Regions from separate parts of the Homo sapiens genome. Here region 1 is linked to region 2. Evidence: chromatin contacts called from ENCODE Hi-C or POLR2A ChIA-PET data. All regions are on one chromosome and are shown on one strand. Each heading gives the region's core, a stretch centred on a gene start or an enhancer-like site at or near the end of the contact. The rest is flanking DNA. Distances are from core to core; before and after follow the strand shown.

Region 1 (5,941 bases), core at 435-2,934, 75 kb before region 2:
AGTGCACCATTTTTTTCATAAGCACATATACTCCCACCCAGAGCTATAAGAATTCCTTCAGTTCCTTCATTTGGCAATAGAAGCAAAATAGTTTTGGACTATTCTAAAATTATTTCATTTTGCATGGGGCCTAGAGGGATATTTTTAGTTTTCTTAGTTTTTGTGAAAGATGTGTGTCAGGCTTAGAGGTCTCTAGTGATTTCTTTCTTGATTCTTGTATTTTTAAAAGATGGGAGTTGGTCTTAGTTGGCAGCTCTTTGCATCCGCCAGGGCTGTTCGTTACTTACTTCTAGGTCTGTGGGTGACGTCTGTTTCCTGTGATTGAAACCGCAAGAAGAAGTGGTGAGAAGCCACTGTAGGATATGTATTATCAGGCAAGCAGCAGGCATTGGGCTGCCCTCAAAAAGAGCAGTAGTACCTAAGTATAGTCTTTAAGGAGTCGGAAGAGACCCTAGAAATGATCTGACCCAGCCTCTTAAAATTAGGAGGACACTGAGGCCTAGTGGTATTAAGTTGCTCAAAGTCGTGTAATTAGATGACCTAGGTTTTAGACTCCACTAATATTCTTCTCAGTATTCTTTCTCACATTGCATTGTCATACCTAAACTTTGTAACTGTGCCTTGTCAGGAGTGTTTCCTTAAGCAAAATACCACTGGAGAAGAGTAAATACTGATAGGCATTTTGCCTATGGTAATTGGATGATGATGTTTTGCTTTTAGATGATGTGCTAATGATTTTTTGTGTGTGCTTTTTTTTTGAAAACACATATATATTTTTGAAACAATACGTAAGAACCCTAAATTTCTATTTTTCATTTTTATTTTACAGTCTTTGTATATTTTAGTCATTATCTCTATGCACAAATATTTTTACAACATTGCCTTTATAGTTTACAGATGTTTTTTGCTTTTAAAATAGTGTCATAAAAATTTTCCAGCTTTCTAATCTTTGAAAATTGCCACCTTAATTTGAAATGGAAATGTATGTGTATTCTAAAAGTGATAGTTTTTTTCTAAGAAAATACAAATGTATATAAAAAGAGTAAAACAGTCCCATACTTTGTTTTTCAGAAATTAATTTTTTTTAATGGTTAGAACCAAAGAGAACAGTACATGATATATGGAAGTTTCTTTAGATCCTAAGTACTTTGGCATGAAATTCTGTGTGTGTTTGTGTTAGAACATAGTTCAACACAAGTACAATTGCTAGAAGTATCAGAACAACCTTATTTTAACACTTATATTTCTGGTGGTAGAGAAATAATAAGATTTCATCTTCATGCTCATCTCCCCTCCTCCCTAAGATTTTTTCAAAATCTTATTCTGAATGTGTACCGGGCCAAAAAATATTTTCTGTGGTTTCGTAGGATCAAGTCTGGCTTATTGAGTAGTAGTATAATTTTTGGATTAGTTAAGCGGTTGTCAGTAGGGGTAGGATTATTTCTGGGTATTCAGGAGTGGTGTGAGGATACAAAAAAGAGATTATTTAGAAATGAAAGGACTTTAGGAATGGGATTTAAAACAAGGTGTCCTCATACTTGGTGCCTGTATGTAGAAGCGGTAGCAGTTGCAGAAACTTCCTGCTGTCTGCTAGGCTTTGGGTGTGTCACACACATGCCCACCCTTGAGGAAGAGTAGATGTCCTGCTACTCACATCATAACATGGGAGGAGAAGACAGTTGCTACGGCGATTGGGAAACAGCATTCCTGAGTCACTGACTATTTCTAAATGAATGGACAACACCCCTTTTTTTAAAGGAGTGATCATAGTCTTCTCTAAGCTTAGGCAGCAGAGGGAGAGGCCTAGTAAGAAAGGAAGAGCAAGTATCAATATTTGAAGCTTGAGAAATATGTTGAAATTTTGGAAAAATTGGTTAACATTATGTTTTGTTTCCTGTATATGTATTCAAAAGTTGTATTGGAACCTTAGAATGTTTGAAAGGAAGGAAGCTTTGCTTACTGTTCTGTCACCAAATGACAGACTATGCATGCTGGCTTTCACCTTCTGAACAGCAGAAGATACCGGTGTGCCTGCTACACCTTGTGATACTTGATAGGAAAGTAGGACTTCCAGACTCTGAGCACTTTCTCTGTTGGCAGCTTGTTTGCCCAAACCATGTGTGCTTTATAGTGCAAGGACTGGCAGTTTGTATGGATGGACTTGGAGGAATGCAGCATCCTCAGCCCGGTTTCTACCTGTTCTGCTGTGCTGGAATAGTGATACCAGCGTGGCCTTTCCTCCTTCCCTCTGGGCTATCAACTACCTAGGATGCCGGCTGCCAGTTGCAGGGCTTTAGGATGAGCTGAGCTGTAGGCAAAAAGTTACTTTTTCCCTTTCCCCAAGGTACTTGCCTTCTTGAACTATTAGAGAAGTGATACTTTGGACCTGTTAGAGGATCCAATTCTAATATTAAGATAGTTTTCCCCTCATTTTAATTATAATTGGGAAATAAGGTTTATTGGAAAGCAGACTCACCAACAGTTTTAGACAGTTGTGCAGGACATTAAGTTAGTTGCTTTACATTTATAAGTAAATTATTTCAAATTTATAAGCAAATTATTGAAATACAGAATGGACTACAGTTACTACTGTTCTTTATACGGCATTTCTAACTTGTGCTTGACACTGGCCACTGCCTAGAATCTTTCATTGTTCCCGGGTGGGGTTAGGAAAAAGATGCTGATTTTGGAAGGCAGGGGTAGATTGATAGAACTCTTTTAATTAGGAATAAAAGATATTGGACTGTCTTTTACTATGTTTCCTTTGTTGGCTGTTGTATGAATTCTAACAAGTTTATTATTTATTTATGTTTTCTCAGCTTTATTGAGGTATAATTGACATACAAATTGTTTATGGTATACAACATGATGTTTTGATATATGTATACATTGTGGAACTAATGAGTTTAACTCTCCAGTGCTTAGTTTAGCTGTGGGGCTGCTGAGGCACTCTGAACCAAATGGAGGAGCTGCTACAGTCTTACCTAATCCTTCAGCACTTTTTCCTCAGTGGTCATGGAGAACATGAGCCTATCATTTCCATTTCTGGGGACTGCTAGGTAATCTTCAGCCTTCTTTCCCTTAAACACATTTAGCTTTTCTAGGTTTATAGTTTATATTTTTAAATTCCTGGTCATTTTGTGCCCCTCTTCTAGACTTCCTTTCCTCTGAGGTACCCTTTTTCTTTCCTTTATTTTCTTTTTGAAGTGGGTACTCCAACTCTACACAACGCCTGTGTAGGCTGCAGGCACCAATAAGTGGTGATGTCAGAATCTAGTTTGTTTCTCTGTAAATGCTAGATGAAATGTTGATTCAATTGCTGTTGTCTTTGGGCCATTCCTTGAAAATGGAAGGGAAAGTTCTTCTGTGCATTTAAAGTTGTCCATTATTTCATTTTCTTTAGTTCTGACTGACTTCTGTTTAAGGAGTGGGAATTGAAGAAGGGAAACTAGCCAGTTTCAGTGGTTCCATCATATATTATTTAACTTTTACAAAGTACTTTGCAAAACAAAGTGCTTTATATCTGTTTTATTATTTATTCTTCATACTAGTCCTCTGAGACAACAGAACCCTAGAGATAGGAAGACTGAAACTGTGGTCGATTTTTAAAAGCTTACCCTGACTTTACATTCCTTTAGTGGAAATGTGATAAATTTTGTGGCAAAGGCCAGGCGTGGTGGCTCACGCTTGTAATCCCAGCACTTTGGGAGGCCAAGGCAGGTGGATCACGAGGTCAGGAGTTCAAGACCATCCTGGCTAATACGGTGAAACCCCGTCTCTACTAAATATACAAAAAATTAGCCGAGTGAGGTGATGGGCGCCTGTAGTTCCAGCTACTCGGGAGGCTGAGACAGGAGAATGGTCTGAACGCAGGGGCGTAGCTTGCAGTGAGCCAAGATTGCGCCACTGCACTCCAGCATAGGCAACAGAGTGAGACTTCGTCTCAAAAAAAAAAATTTTTTTTTGTGGCAAAGCTAGATCAGGCCTCAATGGTAACTGAATTCAAGATCCTATTATGACCCTCTGTTGCCTCAGTACCCTAAGGAACTGTGTCAATCCTGAATAAAGAAATTAATCAGAGCTGGACCCTTATCTCTCTGTTCTGCATGATTCTAAGTGACATATGCCTTACCTTACCTGTTCTTTCTGGGTAGGTAGATTAGGATATGAAAGGAAATTATTTTTGGCTGTAGTGATACTTATTTCCCATTTTACCCATAGGTAGACTTTGTCATTATTGAGGGCTTATTGTCCTGTGGGCTCCAGTCAAGGTTCCTTGGTCTCATTCATAAGGAAAGACATTACTCTTGAAGGTTTGATTTACTGAGCTATTCGTAACAATCATAGTGTACTGTCATATACCTTGAATTGAAACTTTTCCTTACTTTTCTCAATTTGAATAGAGTAATGAAAGAATAAATATACTGTTTCGGATGATGCTCCTAAACCTGTAGTGATGCTAATTTTAAAATTTATTTATTAAAATGTGGGCCACATCAGTTGAATAAGACATGATTTTGCCCTCATGCAATTTAGTCTGGTTCACAGAAAAAGTTACAACAAATGATCTGTTAAGAAGGTTCTAATATAGTCCCGGTGCGGTGGCTCACGCCTGTCATCCCAGCACTTTGGGAGGCTGAGGCAGATGGATCGCTTGAGGTCAGGAATTCAAAATCAGCCTGACCAATATGGCGAAACCCTTTCTCTACTAAAAAAATAGAAAAGTTAGCCAGATATAGTGGTGTGCAACTGTAATCCCAGCTACTCGGGAGGCTGAGGCAGGAGATCACTTGAACCTAGAAGGCGGAGGTTGCAGTGAGCCAAGATCACACCGCACGTTAGCCTGGGTGACAGAGTGATACTTCATCTCAAAAAAGAGGGAGTAGTTCTTTTTTTTTTTTTTCTGTGTCTAAGATTTTATTTTTATTTTATTTTTATTTTTTATTTTTATTTATTATACTTTAAGTTCTAGGGTGTATGTGTACAACGTGCAGGTTTGTTACATATGTATACATGTGCCATGTTGGTGTGCTGCACCCGTTAACTTGTAATTTACATTAGGTGTATCTCCTAATGCTATCCCTCCCCTCTCCCCCCATCCCACAACAGGCCCCGGTGTGTGATGTTGCCCACCTTGTGTCCAGGTGTTCTCATTGTTCAGTTCCCACCTATGAGTGAGAACATGCGGTGTTTGGTTTTCTGTCCTTGCAATAGTTTGCTCAGAATGATGGTTTCCAGCTTCATCCATGTTCCTACAAAGGACAAGAAAAAAAAGGCAGTTCTAGTATAAAATATTTAGAACCTGGCTTGAGTGAGTCCTTTAGTTATTTTTGTGTAAGAATTGTGGCTAAGTATATGATTTATAGACAAGGAATAGATTTTTTCCTTATGCCATACTGTTGGCATAAAGCATCCACTAGTCTATCTTCAGGTGTGTATTTTACAAGAAGTCTTGTAGCACATTTGCCTTTACAGAATGATCTCTCACCACTCCATTTTGTTTATGACCTCAGTGGTCGTAAGAGGTATATGTGGGGGGTTAATAAATGGGGGAACTGAAGCATGAAGAATTAAGCATGTTTGCTCAAAATCATACTTGTAGTTTTCTAGGAAGCCAGAAATAAAAATCAGGACTCATGAGCCTTTTCCTTTAGCGAAGTTCTAGATAAATTCCAGAGTTCAGCAGTTTGCTTAATGTATTGGTTTCCTATTGCTTATAACATCACCCCAAACTTACTAGCTTAAAACAAACACACTTATTAGCTCATAGTTCTGTTGGTCAGAAGTTTGGCATGGATTGTGTATCTGGGATCTCAGAATATCACAAGGCTGAAATCAAAATGTCAGGCTGGGCTAAGTTCTCACCTGGAGGCTCTGGGGGAAAATCTGCCTCCAGGTTCATTCAAATTGTTTGCCAAATTCAGTTCCTTGCAGTTATAGG
Region 2 (5,752 bases), core at 602-3,101:
TATTAAGATGGTAGAATTAGGCTAGGTGCAGTGGCTCATGGCTGTAATCCCAGCACTTTGGGAGGCTGAGGCAGGTGGATCACTGGAGGTCAGGAGTTCGAGACGAGCCTGGTCAACATGGCAAAATGCTGTCTCTACTAAAAATAGAAAAATTAGCTGGGCATGGTGGAGCACGCCTATAATCCCAGCTACTCATGGGGCTGAGGCAGGAGAATCGCTTGAACCCGGGAAGCGGAGGTTGCAGTGAGCCAACACCATGCCGTTGCACACCAGCCTGGGTGACAGAGTGAGACTCATCTCAAGCAATAAATAAATTAAAATAAAAAACTAGCCAGATGTGGTGCCGCATGCCTATAGTCCCAGCCACTTGGGAGACTGAGGTGGGTGGAGGATTGCTTGAGGCTGGGAGGTCCAGGCTGCCATGAGCTATGACTGCACTGCTGCACTCTAGCTTGGGCAACAGAGTGAGATGCTGTCTCAAAAAAAAAAAAGAGAGAGAGAGAGAGAAGGTAAAATTAATGGAATTTAGTGATTGACTTGGGATAAAGGAGAAGGTGCTTTGAGGTTTAGGTCACTCTGCGGAAAGTGGTACCATTTACTGAAATAGGAAAATTCAGCAGGAACAGATTGTCTTTTCGGGGAGGTGGATGTGAGAGGTAGCAGGTTGGTGTCTTACTTAAAGTATATTCTCTAAGTGGCTGCCATCTTTTCATTGGCTTTGTGGTTATGGAATAAATCAGAGTCGTGGAAGTGAGAGAGAATAGGCTAGTTTAGATTGCTATAAAGTGAAAGAAAGAGAAACTGGTAATTTAGAGAGGAACATTGAGTAAGATTTAAAAAACTTGATTATGTATATATGATGAAGGGAAAGGTCTGTGGGGCTGCCTCTTCTGTTGACACATGAGGAAAGGATGAGTACATGGGAGTATATATACTTAGACGTAAATATATGAACACATGCCTCCTATAAGCTTACGAAAATGTTGGTATAGTTTTCTTCTAGGCGATTCCAAAAGGCTTATCTGAGTCTTTTCTAGTCTGGCTCTAACCAAGAGCCCTAGTGCTTTATTTTTAAGTAGGATAAGAGAAAGCTGAGCAAGTAATTTGACCAGTGGCTTTGATTTTTCTCAGTGAAGAGGAGCAGGGTCTTCCTGGAACAAATGGGGAAGTGGTGGGGCAGTGGGGAAAGTGGGAATATGTTGGAGGACCTGCCAAGAAGGGTGGGAGAAAGTGGAATTGGGACACACAAAGAGAATTGCTAACAGCGCGGAGGCCCCAGTTATCATTGGTGCTACTGCAAATTCATAGACTCCAGTCCGCATCAGCCTAGGTGTCAGAGTAGAGAAATGAAATGGCTAGACTGACCAGGGACCCAGAAGGAGAAGGAAGCAAAAGAAAGGTAATAGTAGGAGTAATAATACTAATGGGAGTCATAGTAGAGAGCAAATGAACTGATGGTTTAGAGGCTCCTAATGAAATAGGAAAGGCAGAGTGGAACTGATATATCAGTGAAAACAGAATGGTCAGGAGACTGGAAAGAGAGGTCCTGATAAGGCTGAAGAGTCAAGTGAGAGATTAGAAAGGGAGAGTTGAAAAAACAGGATGTATTTGTTAGGGAATAGGATATGGTGGTTTAAGGTCAAGGCAGCTTTGAGGATCACGTCCTGAGAGTGGGGAACTAAAGTAGAGTGGGGTGAAAGTCTTTGACGTATATATACTTTTTTGAGACGGGTCTCGCTCTGTTGCTCAGGCTGGAGTGCAGTGGTGCGGTCACAGCTCACTGCAACCTTGACCTCCTGGGCTCAGGTGATCCTCCCACCTCAGCCTGCCGAGCAGCTGGGACTACAGGTGCACACCACCACGCCTGGCTAGTTTTTGTATTTTTTGTGGAGATGAGGTTTCCCCATGTTGCCTAGGCTGGTCTCAAACTCTGGGGCTCAAGCGATCCGCCCACCTTGGCCTCCCGAAGTGCTGGGATTACAGGCATGAGCCACTGTGCCTGGCCTAAAAGAGCCCTGTTAGGAAGATTATCCAGCATAGGTTTGCAGGATGGGTTGGAAGCGGGAACAGACCGAGAAGAACATGTCTTAATATCTCATTTTCTGGCAGCAATCTTTTTGGGTTCCTTCCGCATGCCCTATCAAGAGATTAAGAATGTCATCCTGGAGGTGAATGAGGCTGTTCTGACTGAGTCTATGATCCAGGTAAGGAGTAAGGTGGTTCTGCTGGAGCAGGCTCTTCTGTGTCGCTGGGCACTGGCCTCATCTCTGTGTAGATGAAGAGGATCCTCCTCCAGCATTGCTGACTTATGAATGCTGGCTTTGAGAAACTGCCTTTTCTCTGGTGGTCAGATTACTTCTGGTATATTTTGCAAAAGTACCCCCATCTCAGTAGCTGCCTCTCTTCTCCCACCATATGTTTCTTTCTGTATGGTCCTTGAGCAGAGTGTGGGACTGACAACAGAGTAAAAGTTGTTTAGGCTTGAGTTGTTAGCGAATTCCCCTCCAGCTGAGATGTCTCTTCTGTCTTTCAGAACCTCATTAAGCAAATGCCAGAGCCAGAGCAGTTAAAAATGCTTTCTGAACTGAAGGATGAATATGATGACCTGGCTGAGTCAGAGCAGTTTGGCGTGGTGGTGAGTGAGGCCTGTGGCAGTAAGCGGTTTTCCACCTCCTGTATTCCCCTCCCCTCTAGAGAGCAGCCTGGGCATATGCTCCTTGCCGCTTGTCTGTTTTTGAACCTGTCTTAATCTCTCTCTTCTCCCTGCTCTGGAGCTGTGATCCTCCCATAGGAGGCTCAAGCGTGTATCTTTTTCTGACTTCCCCCTCTTTTGACTGTAATGGAACTGCTTGTGTTCTTTACTAGATGGGCACTGTGCCCCGACTGCGGCCTCGCCTCAATGCCATTCTCTTCAAGCTACAATTCAGCGAGCAAGTGGAGAATATCAAGCCAGAGATTGTGTCTGTCACTGCTGCATGTGAGGAGTTACGTAAGAGTGAGAGCTTTTCCAATCTCCTAGAGATTACCTTGCTTGTTGGAAATTACATGAATGCTGGCTCCAGAAATGCTGGTGCTTTTGGCTTCAATATCAGCTTCCTCTGTAAGGTGAGCCAAAGAGGTAGGGCAGGACAACACAAGGAAGGCTGTAGCCTCTATGAGTTCAGTGTTGGCAGGAGGCCATCTTGGACATGTCAGGATTTAACAGTTTCTCCTCTTTCTCTAAGCTTCGAGACACCAAGTCCACAGATCAGAAGATGACGTTGTTACACTTCTTGGCTGAGTTGTGTGAGAATGACTATCCCGATGTCCTCAAGTTTCCAGACGAGCTTGCCCATGTGGAGAAAGCCAGCCGAGGTGGGGCAGTTTGGAATGAAGCTAGAGCCCAAAAGTCTCTGCATGGGGAGGGAAATAAGACACAGTCTAGATGTGAGAGCATTTTCAGTTCAGACTATTTCAAGTGGAAATGAGATAGGATTTAGGCATGGTGCCTAAGTCACAAGGGCAGAGCGTATGGCTGAGGAGAGATCTTTATGTGTAGAAATAGGAAGCACTCTTTCTCTTCCTAAGGAAACACCAAACACCAAAAAACAGCTAGAAAGGCAGGTGTTTTTAGTCTAGGTTAATAGTTCTTTTCATTAAGAAAACATAGACTACATTAACAAAAATTAGGCCTCACTGTCCTGGAACTAGACAAAGAAAAAGCAGCATTCACTGGAAATTGGAACAGATTTCTGCCCCCGCCTCTATATTTCTATGTATATCTCCTTCCTCCCAAACCCTGTTCTCTAAAATAAATGAGACCAAGATCTCAGGGGATTTCATAGATTCATGTTAAATTAAATGAAGTCTCTCTTCTGTTCCTAGTACTGCATACCTTGTGAAGGCTGGAGGTTCAATGATCAAATAATTTATAGTTTCACTGGAAAGATGAAAACTTAAGTATGTGACACAACTAAAGTACATAAGGAACTAAAATTATTAAGTACCAGAATGTGTGTATAGACTGAAGCTATGCTCTGAAAGGTGAAACTAAGGGGTGTTGAGGCTGGGATTATTAGTAAGCTCTTGCTGTCTGTTTTTATGGTTTTTTTTTTTTTTTTTTTTTTTAGTTTCTGCTGAAAACTTGCAAAAGAACCTAGATCAGATGAAGAAACAAATTTCTGATGTGGAACGTGATGTTCAGAATTTCCCAGCTGCCACAGATGAAAAAGACAAGTTTGTTGAAAAAATGACCATATCCTCTCTTGAAAGGAGGGAGTTGTTCCCTAGGAAGGGAAAGAAAACTTCCTGTAGTGGGGGAAAAACAGGATAGATAGGGCAGTATGCAATTTTTTTCTCTTAAAAAACTCTTTTTCTTTAAATACATAGTTTTTTGGGTTTGTTAGTATTTTGAGACAGGCTCTCTCTGTGTCACCCAGGCTGGAGTGCAGTGGTGCCATCACGCCTCACTGCAGCCTTGACCTCTTGGACTCAAACGATCCTTACCCCCTCAGCCTCCTTGGTAGCTGGGACTACAGGCATGTGCCACCAGGCCCTGCTAAACTTTTTGTAACCTTTTTTTCTTTAGAGATGGGGTCTCACTTTGTTGCCCAGGCTGCATAGTTCCTGAGAGCATTCCATTGTTGTGGAGTAGAAGCACACCATGCAGATCAACCATAAAAGTCCCACCAACTCCCCTGCCTGTACCCCGTCTCCACTACACACGCTCACACATGCTTCCCTCTCTTTCCCCTCCCCAGAGGTAACCACTGCCACTGGACTTTATTCTGATTTGCACCTCATACATTTATTTTAAACAAAAACTGCATTGTATTGTGTTTTGCACATATGTCTTGGCCATGTTTCCATAATAGTATTTATAGAAAACCTCCTTTTAGGTCAAGAGATGGAGACCATCCTGGTCAGCATGGTGAAACCCCATCTCTACTAAAAATACAAAAAAATCAGCTGGGCGTGATGGTGCGCGCCTGTAGTTCCAGCTACTTGGGAGGCTGAGGCAGGAGAATTGCTTGAACCCAGGAGGTGGAGGTTGCAATGAGCCAAGATCGCGCCACTGCACTCCTGCCCGGCGATAGAACAAAACCCTGTCTCAAACAAACAAACACAAACAAACAAACAAACAACAGTTTAAACTGCCACCTTCTTTTTTTATAGGTGTACCATAGTTCATGGTTTACTATTCCCCTATTTAGGGGTACCTACATGGCTTTGGTTTTTGCTGTTATAAACAGTGCTGTATTGAACATCCCTTTGCATGCCAGTACTCATCTTTGAGTAATTCCTTGGGCTAGAGAAGTGGGTCTGCTTCTTGGTCTTGGTCTTGGTCCTTTACTCCTTGGCTGCACAGCTTTGTGAAGGATGCACAGGAACAGTATAACAAGCTGCGGATGATGCATTCTAACATGGAGACCCTCTATAAGGAGCTGGGCGAGTACTTCCTCTTTGACCCCAAGAAGTTGTCTGTTGAAGAATTTTTCATGGATCTTCACAATTTTCGGAATATGTTTTTGGTGAGCAAGGGATACTTGCTGACTGAATCTTTTGTGGGCATTTCTCACTTTCCCCTGGGTTCCTGTTGGCTGGTAGTAGGTATACAATGCCCATGTGTTCCTTCCTCCTCTTCCCTGCCCCAGCAAGCAGTCAAGGAGAACCAGAAGCGGCGGGAGACAGAAGAAAAGATGAGGCGAGCAAAACTAGCCAAGGAGAAGGCAGAGAAGGAGCGGCTAGAGAAGCAGCAGAAGAGAGAGCAACT

What was found. Hi-C counts contacts between places; a loop is a spot of excess contacts on that map. ChIA-PET counts read pairs that join two places held with the same protein, here RNA polymerase II (POLR2A). Pooled maps may share reads with other maps.
Region 1: a loop to region 2 is called in a pooled map, with 3 times the contacts of the local background. The contact joins two enhancer-like sites. A Hi-C loop is called at or near these places in 1 of 168 maps with a recorded cell type or tissue (gastrocnemius medialis), 3 of 37 single-sample maps with no recorded cell type and 11 of 50 pooled maps. POLR2A ChIA-PET finds 5 or more read pairs at or near these places in 3 of 52 experiments (MCF 10A, OCI-LY7 and activated CD4-positive, alpha-beta T cell).

What each region holds. Positions count from the first base shown.
Region 1 is chr5:141,600,239-141,606,179 of GRCh38, reverse strand. All of the region lies in intron 1 of DIAPH1 (diaphanous related formin 1), which reads left to right. Among named protein-coding and RNA genes, the nearest start is that of DIAPH1, 16 kb to the left of the region's middle. RefSeq lists an enhancer at 465-544. Within about 2 kb of position 1,684, at least 26 of the 41 ENCODE cell types and tissues checked have a DNase peak (open chromatin) inside an H3K27ac peak, as active enhancers do; they include OCI-LY7 and gastrocnemius medialis, where a contact is called at or near this core.
Region 2 is chr5:141,526,055-141,531,806 of GRCh38, reverse strand. It overlaps DIAPH1 (diaphanous related formin 1), which reads left to right. Exons shown (of 28, transcript NM_005219.5): 20 at 2,110-2,204; 21 at 2,534-2,635; 22 at 2,866-3,105; 23 at 3,225-3,354; 24 at 4,110-4,234; 25 at 5,346-5,510; 26 at 5,634-5,752. Among named protein-coding and RNA genes, the nearest start is that of DIAPH1-AS1, 29 kb to the left of the region's middle. Within about 2 kb of position 1,851, at least 22 of the 41 ENCODE cell types and tissues checked have a DNase peak (open chromatin) inside an H3K27ac peak, as active enhancers do; they include OCI-LY7 and gastrocnemius medialis, where a contact is called at or near this core.